3 separate regions of the Homo sapiens genome follow, and all the other regions are linked to region 1. The links are chromatin contacts, found by Hi-C or POLR2A ChIA-PET in ENCODE. All regions are on one chromosome and are shown on one strand. The core of a region is the stretch at or near the end of the contact, and the rest is flanking DNA. Distances in the headings are between cores, read along the strand shown. Region 1 overlaps NRCAM (neuronal cell adhesion molecule). Region 2 overlaps NRCAM (neuronal cell adhesion molecule). Region 3 overlaps NRCAM (neuronal cell adhesion molecule).

Evidence for each region. Hi-C counts contacts between places; a loop is a spot of excess contacts on that map. ChIA-PET counts read pairs that join two places held with the same protein, here RNA polymerase II (POLR2A). Pooled maps may share reads with other maps.
Region 2: a loop to region 1 is called in a map of PC-9, with 5 times the contacts of the local background. The contact joins two enhancer-like sites. A Hi-C loop is called at or near these places in 2 of 168 maps with a recorded cell type or tissue (Caco-2 and PC-9) and 4 of 50 pooled maps. POLR2A ChIA-PET finds 5 or more read pairs at or near these places in 4 of 52 experiments (A673, HepG2, SK-N-SH and 1 more).
Region 3: a map of PC-9 shows a loop between it and region 1 (4-fold over the local background). The contact joins two enhancer-like sites. A Hi-C loop is called at or near these places in 5 of 168 maps with a recorded cell type or tissue (Caco-2, GM12878, PC-9 and 2 more) and 3 of 50 pooled maps. POLR2A ChIA-PET finds 5 or more read pairs at or near these places in 6 of 52 experiments (A549, A673, H1 and 3 more).

What each region holds. Positions count from the first base shown.
Region 1 is chr7:108,296,850-108,300,884 of GRCh38, forward strand. All of the region lies in intron 3 of NRCAM (neuronal cell adhesion molecule), which reads right to left. Among named protein-coding and RNA genes, the nearest start is that of NRCAM, 160 kb to the right of the region's middle. Within about 2 kb of position 2,507, at least 3 of the 41 ENCODE cell types and tissues checked have a DNase peak (open chromatin) inside an H3K27ac peak, as active enhancers do; they include PC-9, endothelial cell of umbilical vein and mammary epithelial cell, where a contact is called at or near this core.
Region 2 is chr7:108,338,853-108,342,874 of GRCh38, forward strand. All of the region lies in intron 2 of NRCAM (neuronal cell adhesion molecule), which reads right to left. Among named protein-coding and RNA genes, the nearest start is that of NRCAM, 120 kb to the right of the region's middle. Within about 2 kb of position 2,344, at least 5 of the 41 ENCODE cell types and tissues checked have a DNase peak (open chromatin) inside an H3K27ac peak, as active enhancers do; they include PC-9, where a contact is called at or near this core.
Region 3 is chr7:108,244,007-108,247,877 of GRCh38, forward strand. The region is part of intron 3 of NRCAM (neuronal cell adhesion molecule); the gene reads right to left. Among named protein-coding and RNA genes, the nearest start is that of LAMB4, 120 kb to the left of the region's middle. RefSeq lists an enhancer at 1,876-3,075. Within about 2 kb of position 2,330, at least 9 of the 41 ENCODE cell types and tissues checked have a DNase peak (open chromatin) inside an H3K27ac peak, as active enhancers do; they include PC-9, endothelial cell of umbilical vein and mammary epithelial cell, where a contact is called at or near this core.

The sequences.
Region 1 (4,035 bases), core at 1,257-3,756:
TCTCCCCAAATAATCCGTTTCCCTATACCATTACAGAAAATGATGTCACTTTGACAGAATTATTAATGTTATTTACATCCTGAGCAATGCATTCTTTTAACCCGAAAGAGGGTACTAGGCAAAAAAATTAATTTCTTTGAGAACAAGCATTTTTACTTAAAATATATGTGGCTGTGTCGATTAAGAGCCTCCTCTGTGTCAGTGCCAGGCATTAGTCACAAGCCAAAGGCCCAATCAGTCTTTGTAAACTTATGATCGGCTTTCAACCCCACAAAGCCTGTGTTTGTCAGTAGGATACTTGCTTCTCCAACTACTGGTTAAAGGATCAGTGACATACTTCAAAGATTTTGAGAACAGTTTCTGTTCTTTTTGAAGAGTATTTATTCTCTCAAAAACAAATGCTAGATTTGTTCATTTGGTCCAAAAAATGAGAGGAACATTTCTTTTGATTGTTTTCCAACTCTACCTCCGCATTTTAACAATGGAAAGCCACAATACCCTTTCCTCCTGCTAGCAGAATTTGTGAGTAAGCTGAGTTCCAAAAAAATGCCATTTCTAAAGCTTTAGAAATCAGGGTGTCACAGAAAATTAAAGCAGCATTTAATTAGCTAACAACATTATCTGACAAAGGGATGAAACTTTCATTATCTGACAAAGAGCTGAAACTTTAATGTTTCATAAGTCATCATTCATTCATTCATTTGTTCATTGAGCAAATTAAGTACCTATTACATGCCAGGCAGTGTTCTTGGTGCTGGGATACATTCATGAACACAATAGTCCAAAGTTTCTGTCCTCACAAACCTTACATTCTAAAGGGAGGGAAACATAAAAAAAACAACAACTGCAAATTATATAGTTTCTTAGGTGGTATTACAGAGAAAAAAAATAAAACAAAGGAAGGGGTACAGGGGTTCCAACATGTCAATGTGTGTGTGTGCATGCGCACGTATGTGTGTGTATATGCACATGCGTAATATACTTTCTTGCCACAGGTTCAGGAAATAACTCACCAGAAAATGATATCTGAGCAAAGACCTAAAGAAGAAGCAGCGAGCTATGGGGATATGTGCAGGAAGAGTGTTCCAGACAGAGGGAGCCTCGGTGAAAGACCCTGTGGTGGGAGCATCCTGGCTTGCTCATGGGGCATCAAGGAGGCCAGTCCACCTGCAGCAGAGTCAGGACAGGGCTTTGGCTTTGTACAAGCTTAATTAAGACAAAGAAACAGTAAAACACCCAGAATAAAACACTTTATAATCTGGAGATCATTAATAAAACTAAATACGGATTTAAATAAAATCCACGTTGCAAAGCTATACTTTATTACCAATAATCATATTAAAAGAAACAAGTACATATTTAACATGATCATTGTCTAGAAGGCATTACTGAAATTATTATAATCTAAGCAGGTGGGGGATATATGAGGAGATAGTTTTAGGGTGTGACAATGTAAGGGGCTCACAGGACAGGACTCCTCTATCCAAAACAACCCCCTCCCCGCCAAAAAAACCCGCAGGGCACGGTGGCTCATGCCTGTAATCCCAGAACTTTGGGAGGCCGAGGCAGGAGGATCACAAGGGCAGGAGATGGAGACCATATTGGCTAACACGGTGAAACCCCGTCTGTAATAAAAATACAAAAAAAAAAAAAATTAGCCGGGTGTGGTGCTGGACGCCTATAGTCCCAGCTACTCAGGAGGCTGAGGCAGGAGAATGGCGTGAACCCGGGAGGCAGACCTTGCAGTGAGCCGAGATCGCGCCACTGTACTCCAGCCTGGGTAACACAGCGAGACTCCATCTCAAAAAAAACCAAAAAAACAAAAAAACAAAAAACACACCAAACAACAACAACAACAAACCCAAACCTTCCACATGGAATTCTTCTGCTTGAATCTAAGGATTTAAATTTTCCTTCCTTTGTCTCTCTTCAAGACTATTTATCTTCCAGATTCTTTTATTAAAACACAAATACGGGGCCAGGCGCAGTGGCTCATGCCTAATCCCAGCACTTTGTGAAGCCGAGGCGGGCAGATCACCTGAGGTCAGGAGTTCAAGACCAGCCTGGCTAACATGGTGAAACCCTGTCTCTACTAAAAATACAAAAATTAGCTGCGCCTGGTGGTGCATGTCTGTAATCCCAGCTACTTGGGAGGCTGAGGCAGAAGAATCGCTTGAACCCAGGAGGCAGAGTTTGCAGTGAACCAAGATCACACTACTGCACTCCAGCCTGGGCCACAGAGCAAGACTCCATCTCAAAAAAAAAAAAGAAAGAAAGAAAGAAAGAAAGAAAAGAAAAGTAAAAAAAAAAAAAACCCAAAACACTGGGTGAGGACGCAAAGGGGCCAGGGAAAGGAGTAAAAAGTCACATCAAAGCAGCTATCAGTAAATTTCTTCTGAGAAGCAGTAGTTACCGAGCTGCCTTTGAAATCCTGTGTGAATAAAACGTGGCTCAAGTTCCTGGGTGACAGCTCTAGGAAAGAAGAGGTGGCATGGGTTGAGGAAAAGGTATAAAAAGTGAGCTTTCATTACCACGATTTCTATTACTGTGGACAAAGGTCAGACCTGTGAGCAAACCACAATGACACTACAGTCCAAGAATTTTTTTTCAGATAGAATCAGTCATATAAAAGATAAGAATACCCAATGTAATAGCAGGCAAGCATTCCTAACCATATTATATTGTTTGGTCTGGAATTTGTTTTTCTCTTTCTGTTGCACCTATTTATTCTCTGCAATGCACACAAACATGGAATAGATATTTAGAGCCACATGTGCAGTGCAACAACCTTGACAGTCTTTAGATTTATTATTTGATGTGAACGGGCAGCCGGGTAATAACTTTGACTTCCATATGAGACCTTATTTGTCATGTACATACAGCACATTGACCAGAAGTCTCAAGGCCAAGTGCAGCTCTTGTGAACTAATTAAGCATTCTGGTGGGCACATTTTGTGTCCAAGCAGCGATGTGGTGGTGAAGTACATGAACTCTGGAATTAGACTGCCTTGGTTTGAAGCCCTGCTCTACGGTTTACTAGCTCTGTGTCCCTGAGTGATGTAATTAACACTGTACCTCGATGTCTTCATCTATAAAATGAGTATAAATAACAAGTTACTGTGAGGATGAGATAAAACATGTGCAGTACTTAGAACATGTCTAGCACATGGTAAGCCTCAATAAATGGTGACTGCTTTTACTACAGTAGAACATATGGTTTTCACAACAGGTATCACTAGGAATATCTAAGCCTCCTGTTAAGATATTACTGCCTACATACAAATGTAATCCTTCCCCAAATTTCTGTTGACTTTTTTTTTTTTTTTTTTTTTTTTTTTTTACAAAAGAGCAAGAGAAGAGAGACAAAGCCCTGATATTGAAAAAACACTGCTTAGGGCATATTTGATTATTCGCAATTGTTATTGTAATACTATGCTAATTTTACCTTATTAAATATTGAAGAAGGCCATCACCATTGGGAAGAAGTTAAAATATATTATATAAAATTAAACTAATTTATCTTTATGCAATAAAATGTTAGAGGATACCAGATGCTATTTTTATAATAAACATCTATTTTCTAAAAAGGTCATTATGTCATGCATACACAAACAAACAGAGAAGCAAAAGAGAAATGCATCCCTGGGTAAGTTGAGATCCTTCTAGAAAACATTTTGCCTCCATGTTGTGTTAAACTAGGGACACCATTGAAAAGACTAAGTCAAATTTCCAAAGAAAAATGTCACATGTCTATCCTGTTGAGGCACATAGGCTAGGTGGAAGTGTAAGGTAATGATAAAGGCATCAGGCAAAATTTGTATCAGATCTGGCTTTGCAACCTGGAATTTCTCCATTTTTTTTCTAATTTATTGTGACATTAAAATTATGGTGCTCATCTGGGGGCAGTAAAATATTTTATGACTTAAGAGAAACTCAATCTTAGAAAAGATTATTTTTAAATTCAAATTTTTGATTAAAATATCATACTCAATACAACTCAATAACAGAAAGCTTTTTAAAAAAATTACGTTTTTT
Region 2 (4,022 bases), core at 1,094-3,593, 42 kb after region 1:
GAGACCGCTGACAACCCATAGCTTTCCTATAAAAAATCCTTAACCCAGTAACCCGCAGATGGCCCAAATGCATTCAATCTGTAGTGGCAACTGCTTTGCTAACAGAATAAAGTAGAAAAGTAACTTTTAGAGGAAACCTCATTGTGAGCACACCTCACCAGTTCAGAATTATTCTAAGTCAAAAAAGCAAAAAGGTAGCTTACTAACTCAAAAATCTTAAAGTATGGGGTTATTTTGTTAGAAAAAGGTAATTTAACACTAATCACTGATAATTCCCTTAACCCAGAAGATTTCCTAACAGGAGATTTAAATCTTAATTACCATACAAAGGTCTGACCAGACCTAGGAGGAACTCCCTTCAGTACAGGATGATAGATGGTTCCTCCCAGGTGAATGAGAAAAAAATCACAATGGGTATTCAGTAATTGATAGGGAGACTCTTGTGGAAGCAGAGTTAGAAAAACTGCCTAATAATTGGTCTCCCCAAACCTGCGAGCTGTTTGCACTCAGCCAAGCCTTAAAGTACTTCTAGAATCAAAAAGATTATCTCAATCCTGACTCAAAAGGTTACCTACACCCTCTGTGAAACGAATTTACTTAAGAACTGTTTATGGGACTGCATCTTGATGGGGCAGCTGGGTTGTCATGAAATACTCAGGAATGCAGCCTAGCTCTAGGACTCACCCCTGAGCACAAAGGCAATGTTGGGCATGCTGGTAAAGGACCACTAGAATCCAGCAGTCCGAACCCCTTTCTTTGGGTTAAGAAAGGCGGGAAAACAGGCGCAGGACTGCTACATTGGTAAGCGTAACTAATCCAATAAGCAGAGGTCCATGGGTGGTGACACACTCTGGAAAGGAATAAGCATTAGGACCATAGAGGACGCTCTACGACTAATGCTCGTCGGAAAATGACTAGAGGTGCTGGCATCCCTATGTTCTTTTTTCAGATGGGAAATGTTCCCCCTCAAGGCAAAAACACCCCTAAGATGTATTCTGGACAATTGGGACCAATTTGACCCTCAGACTCTAAGAAAGAAACGACTTATATTCTTCTGCATTACCTCCTGGCCACAATATCCTCTTCAAGGGGGAGAAACCTGGCCTCCTGAGGGAAGTATAAATTATAACACTATCTTACAGCTAGACCTCTTTTGTAGAAAAGAAGGCAAATGGAGTGAAGTGCCATATGTACAAACTTTCTTTTCATTAAGAGACAACTCGCAATTATGTAAAAAGTGTGATTTATGCCCTACAGGAAGCTCTCAGAGTCTACCTCCCTACCCCGGCATCCCCCTGACTCCTTCTCCAACTAATAAGCAACCCCCTTCAACCCAAATGGTCCAAAAGGAGATAGACAAAGGGGTAAATAATGAACCAAAGAGTGCCAATATTCCCCGTTTATGCCCCCTCCAAGCAGTGGGAGGAGGAGAATTCGGCCCAGCCAGAGTGCATGTACCTTTTTCTCTCTCAGACTTGAAGCAAATTAAAATAGACCTAGGTCAATTCTCAGATAACCCTGATGGCTATATTGATGTTTACAAGGGTTAGGACAATCTGATCTGACATGGAGAGATGTAATGTTACTGCTAAATCAGACACTAACCCCAAATGAGAGAAGTGCCACCATAACTGCAGCCCGAGAGTTTGGCGATCTCTGGTATCTCAGTCAGGTCAATGACAGGATGACAACAGAGGAAAGAGAACGATTGCCCACAGGCCAGCAGGAAGTTCCCAGTGTACACCCTCACTGGGACACAGAATCAAAACACGGAGATTGGTGCCGCAGACATTTGCTAACTTGCATGCTAGAAGGACTAAGGAAAACTAGGAAAAAGCCCATGAATTATTCAATGATGTCCACTATAACACAGGGTAAGGAAGAAAATCCTACCGCCTTTCTGGAGAGACTAAGGGAGGCCTTGAGAAAGCATACCTCTCTGTCACCTGACTCTATTGAAGGCCAACTAATCTTAAAGGATAAGTTTATCACTCAGTCAGCTACAGACATCAGAAAAAACTTCAAAAACTTAGAAACCCTATTGAACTTGGCAACCTTGGTTTTTCATAATAGAGATAAGGAGAAGCAGGCAGAACAAGACAAACGGGATTTAAAAAAGGCTACCGCTTTAGTTATGGCCCTCAGGCAAGCAGACTTTGGAGGCTCTGGAACACGGAAAGGCTGGGCAAATCCAATGCCTAATAGGGCTTGCTTCCAGTGTGGTCTACAAGGACACTTTAAAAAGATTGTCCAAATACAAATAAGCCACCCCCTCATCCATGCCCCTTATGTCAAAGGAATCAATGGAAGGCCCACTGCCCCAGGGGACAAAGGTCCTCTGAGTCAGAAGCCACTAACCAGATGATCCGGCAGCAGGACTGAGGGTGCCTGGGGCAAGCGCCAGCCCAACCCATCACCCTCACAGAGCCCCGGGTATGCTTGACCATTGAGGGCCAGGAGGTTAACTGTTTCCTGGACACTGGCTCGGCCTTCTCAGTCTTACTCTCCTGTCCCGGACAACTGTCTTCCACATCTGTCACTATCCGAGGGGTCCTAGGACAGCCAGTCACTTGATACTTCTCCCAGCCACTAAGTTGTGACTGGGGAACTTTACTCTTTCACATGCTTTTCTAATTATGCCTGAAAGCCCCACTCCCTTGTTAGGGAGAGACATTCTAGCAAAAGCAGGGGCCATTATACACCTGAACATAGGAGAAGGAACAACCGTTTGTGGTCCCTTGCTTGAGGAAGGAATTAATCCTGAAGTCTGGGCAACAGAAGGACAATATGGATGAGCAAAAAATGCCCATCCTGTTCAAATTAAACTAAAGGATTCTGTCCCCTTTCCCTACCAAAGGCAGTACCCCCTTAGACCCGAGGCCCAACAAAGACTCAATAAAATTAAGGAACTAAAAGCCCAAGGCTTAGTAAAACCATTCAATAGTCCCTCCAATACTCCAATTCTAGGAGTACAGAAACCCAATGGACAGTGGAGGTTAGTGCAAGATCTCAGGATTATCAGTGAGGCCGTTGTCCCTCTATACCCAGCTGTACCTAACCCTTATACTCTGCTTTCCCAAATACCATAGGAAGCAGAGTGGTTTATAATCCTGGACCTTAAGGATGCCTTTTTCTGCATCCCTGTACATCCTGACTCTCGATTCTTTTTTGCCTTTGAAGATCCTTCGAACCCAACGTCTCAACTCACTTGGACTGTTTTACCCCAAGGGTTCAGGGATAGCCCCCATCTATTTGGCCAGACATTAGCCCAAGACTTGAGCCAGTTCTCATACCTGGACACTCTTGTCCTTCAGTAAGTGAATGATTTACTTTCAGCTGCCCGTTCAGAAACCTTGTGCCATCAAGCCACCCAAGCACTCTTAAATTTCCTTGCCACCTGTGGCTACAAGGTTTCCAAACCAAAGCTCAACTCTGCTCAGAACAGGCTAAATACTTAGGGCTAAAATTATCCAAAGGCACCAGGGCCCTCAGTGAGGAACGTATCCAGCCCATACTGGCTTATCCTCATCCCAAAACCCTAAAGCAACTAAGAGGGTTCTTTGGCATACCAGGCTTCTGCCGAATATGGATTCCCAGGTACGGCGAAATAGCTAGGCCATTATATACACTAATTTAGGAAACTCAGAAAGCCAATACCCATTTAGTAAGATGGACACCTGAAGCAGAAGCGGCTTTCCAGGCCCTGAAGAAGGCCCTAACCCAAGCCCCAGTGTTAATAAGCTTGCCAACGGGGCAAGACTTTCCTTTATATGTCACAGAAAAAACAGAAATAGCTCTAGGAGTCCTTACACAGGTCCAAGGGACAAGCCTGCAACCCATGGCATACCTGAGTAAGGAAACTGATGTAGTGGCAAAGGGTTGGCCTCATTGTTTACAGGTAGTGGCGGCAGTAGCAGTCTTAGTATCTGAAGCAGTTAAAGTAATACAGGAAAGAGATCTTACTGTGTGGACATCTCATGATGTGAATGGCATACTCACTGCTAAAGGAGACTTGTGGCTGT
Region 3 (3,871 bases), core at 1,080-3,579, 53 kb before region 1:
AAAGGATTCACATCAAGCCTGAGAGAAACAGCTCTCCTGTTGCTTACTTAAGAAGTCTTGTCTTTAGAAGGAAAATAAAACCTTTCTTTTTCTCTCAAATGAAGGAGGAAATTATTTTAATGAAAAAAATCAGCTCTCTACCAGAATTTGAAGGCCACGCATTACTCGCCATTTCATTCTCCTCTATTTGGGCTTTTCAGCATCCCAACATGGGTGGGTTCCATGCTGGTTGAACACATAACATGATCTACACTCTCCAAGCAGATAAACAAATATGCTGATGTGACTAGATGCCCTTTGACACACTAACTATTGCTCTGATGCCTCATCAGTGGCTCGCCTCAGTGACTGGATAACTAAGTGGGTAGGACATCATCTTGACTGTGAAAGACATTTTTCAGCAGTCAACTTGGGGATGGTCACTTTTTATATTTTAAATATTTATCTTAAGGAAGAAGTACACAAATGCACATCTCTAGCCATGCTGTGCTTTTCAATCACAGATTTTAAGTCTGAGACTGTGGAGGAAAGGTTAGAGAGAAATGGACAATGACGACTAATAATTAACACATCAACAGAGTCAATTACATCTACACCACTACACAATCATTAATGCACCTCAGAAAAAAGTAGTCCGGGATAATAGGACTATAGAGATGATAATGATCAAACAAGACAAACTGTGAGAAGCTTTAAGGACCACGTTTCTAATTTCCTCCTAGTCCAAAGGAATCTTCCACAGTAGAGGCTCTACCAGGAATGTAGTAACTAGAACCTGGACTAGTACCTAAGGAATGGTGAACAATAAACAGGTGGTTTTTACCCCAATAACAGATAATGGAACAACATCCTGATAATAGCTCAAAATCTCTACTCCTCAGAGCACTATAACTAATGATCTTATTTGATATTCATAAAAACCCCAGAAAACAGAAAAACAGGTATTTCTACCCATTTAACAGACAAGAAAATAATCCAGTCCTAATGGCTACCATTCACTGAGCCTTTTCTATGTGCCAGGCACAGCGATGAGTCTCCTCCAGGCATTAACTTATCTTCCCAACAATTCCAGAAGGTAACTTTTATTACATTTCTTAACTTACTGATAAGGAATTCAAGGTGTAGGATGGTGTCACCTGCTTAAATGTCACGTGATATGTGAAGTACCAGATCTAGAGCTCCAGTTCCGGAAGGTTCTGGAGCTTTTAGCCATCTCACACTGCCTCACCCCGAGAGGTCCCTAGCATTTCCCTCCCTCCTATATCCTCTTATTTTTTAATTAGTCAATAAGCAAACAGAATTACCAAGTTTAGTTACTGATGTTAAAAAAAGAAAACCTCTAACGGTTTCTGAATATCTATAGAAGATCTTCACAGTGTTGCCCATGGCACAACTTTAGGAGCTTCTTCACACCAGATTCTATGTGAATAGGACCCCATGGACTTCTACCACATGCGGGCCCTGGCCTTCTAAAGGAAGAACAATTTAAGACTATGTAGACAAGATGTACTTTAAAAAGTTAATTTTAAAAGTAGGCAGTGTGTGTACATGGTACAATATTCATAAAGTACAAAAGACCACAGAATGCAAAGTAAGCAACCAGCAACCCCCTTTCTCCCTTAGGAAGCAGTCATTATTACCAAGTTTTGTGAATCCTTCCAGAGAGAGTTCAGGCATAAAGAAACATAAAAATATATTAAGCAATAATTTAAGGACATTTTAGATTTAGAAAATTATTAAAAAGCTTTTGGGACACTGACATTAGATTATCAAAGATACCAAGGTCTTTTGGAGTGAAATCCAGTTATTTGCAACACACATGATCATCTGAATACAGGATTTTTCACATCTCTTTTACTTAGCACAGCAGTAACAAGAAAGAAAATAGAACAATATGAGGCAATGATGTAACTGAGAGATCTAAGACAAATGATGAAGCATAGTTAATGAAAAGCTCATGTGTGTGAGACTAATAGCAACCCTGACCAAGGATGGCACCTGTTCCACACTTTCCAGGCTTGTCCAGCCAGCTATCTGATGACAGTTGTCAGGATTGGCTTCTGGGATGAGAGAGCTGATTGGAAAAGGAAAGATGGTTGGGGAAAAAGAGGAACGAACTAGTTCTTTGCAAACGAAAGGGAATTTCCTTCTTTATCCCACCTTCCAATCCAATCACAATTCACTAAACAGAGTGGGGAGGAGACTGCTCCACTCTGAATGCCTGCCATGCTCACAGTCTTTCTTCTGCATTGACCTCATCACTCTGACCAAGGCAAAAAGAATCAGGGTGGGTGTTCAGCCTTTGTCTGAACAAAGGCAGGGAGCCATGTAGAGCCTGTGAGTTGACTTGGCTGCTTGTGAGGCACTGAAGAGTGACCAACTAAGTGGTAACAAATTCCTTTGTCATAGAGAGGGTGAATGTGAGACAGAGAGAGAGTGAGTCAGCGGTTTGGAGCAGGAACAAAAGCCAAAGGTCAAATAGAGGCAAGGCAGTAGGAGCAAGCATGAGTAAGCAAAAGATATGAGGCATCCAGTGCAGAATGAAGCCAGTGGGCAGCAGAGGATCAATAGAAACAGAAACAGAGAAGAGCTGAGTGGCCATGACATCACCAGAACACTGGATAGGTGATAACAAGCACCTACTACTCTTGCATTATAATCACCAGGCCTGTAAATCTCTTGGTACCCCAAACAATGTTCCAATTCTCTGTGAAGTTTGCCACACTAGTGACTGAGGTTGAGACATCTTCCTGTCCTTCTCCAGTCTTGTGTATTCTACAACAAAATTTCATTAATATGGCAGGTAGACTGTTGCATTGGTGGCCCCAGGAAGCACCCTTCCCAGTATCCATGCCCTTGCATAGTCAACTCTCACAATGGCTGTGGGCTTGGCCATGTCACATGCTTTGGCCAGTGGGATTTTTAGCAAGCAATATGTGAAAAGAGGTGTGATGACCATTTGCACACTGCAGCTTATCCTCTTGTAATGTTCCCTCTGGGAAGTATGAGCCATACTACTAGATGATGAGAAGCCAGTGGAAAGAGACCCTGGGAGATGAGAGACCATCCTGGACTCTCTGGCCCCAGCTGAGCTCCCAGCCAAAAATAGCTGAGCCAGTGACTTTTTAAACTACATGCAACAGAAGAACCATCCTGCCAACCCTCAGGATTATAAGAAATAATAAACTGTTGTTGTTTGAAGTCACAAAATTTAGGAATGGTTTATTATATAGCCATAGATATCTGCAATAATGAATTAAGATAAACTGAGATTGGCTCTTTCTTGCAACCAGAAACATACTAACATGCACATTTAGGAGGACTGATGATCCAAATGTGCAGGTCTCCTTACAAGGTCATGGCCGAACCTAAATTAGTAAATAGTGTGGCAATGTAGACTTCTCTTCAAAACTAATCTATCCTTTTTGGTTTTTCTAGATACTTCTCTATATATATGTTGGTGCAGCCAAAGGGCACATACTTAACTTACATTTCTCACACAAAACTTATAGTCAGAATAAATAGAAGGTGGTTAACACTGACCATTATTTTAGCATAAATTTGTTTATGCTAAATTATTTTAGCATAAATTTGTTTATGCTAAATTATTTTAGCATAATTGTAAATTATGCCTAATTTATTGTCTTAGGCATTATACTAATTTATTTCTAATGCAGAATAGCAAAGATTAAGGTAGAGAACAGGATGAGAGAGTCCAATATTGTTAGTCTATCCCTCCTACTTCCCCATCTCCGTGAATCATACTAGAACTCTGGCTGAGGTCAGCCCCAGCTTCTATTCTTCTCACTCTCCCACAAGACAGGTAATCTGGAGAAAGGGAGGAAAGAGGGGCAAGCCAAACCACAGGGAT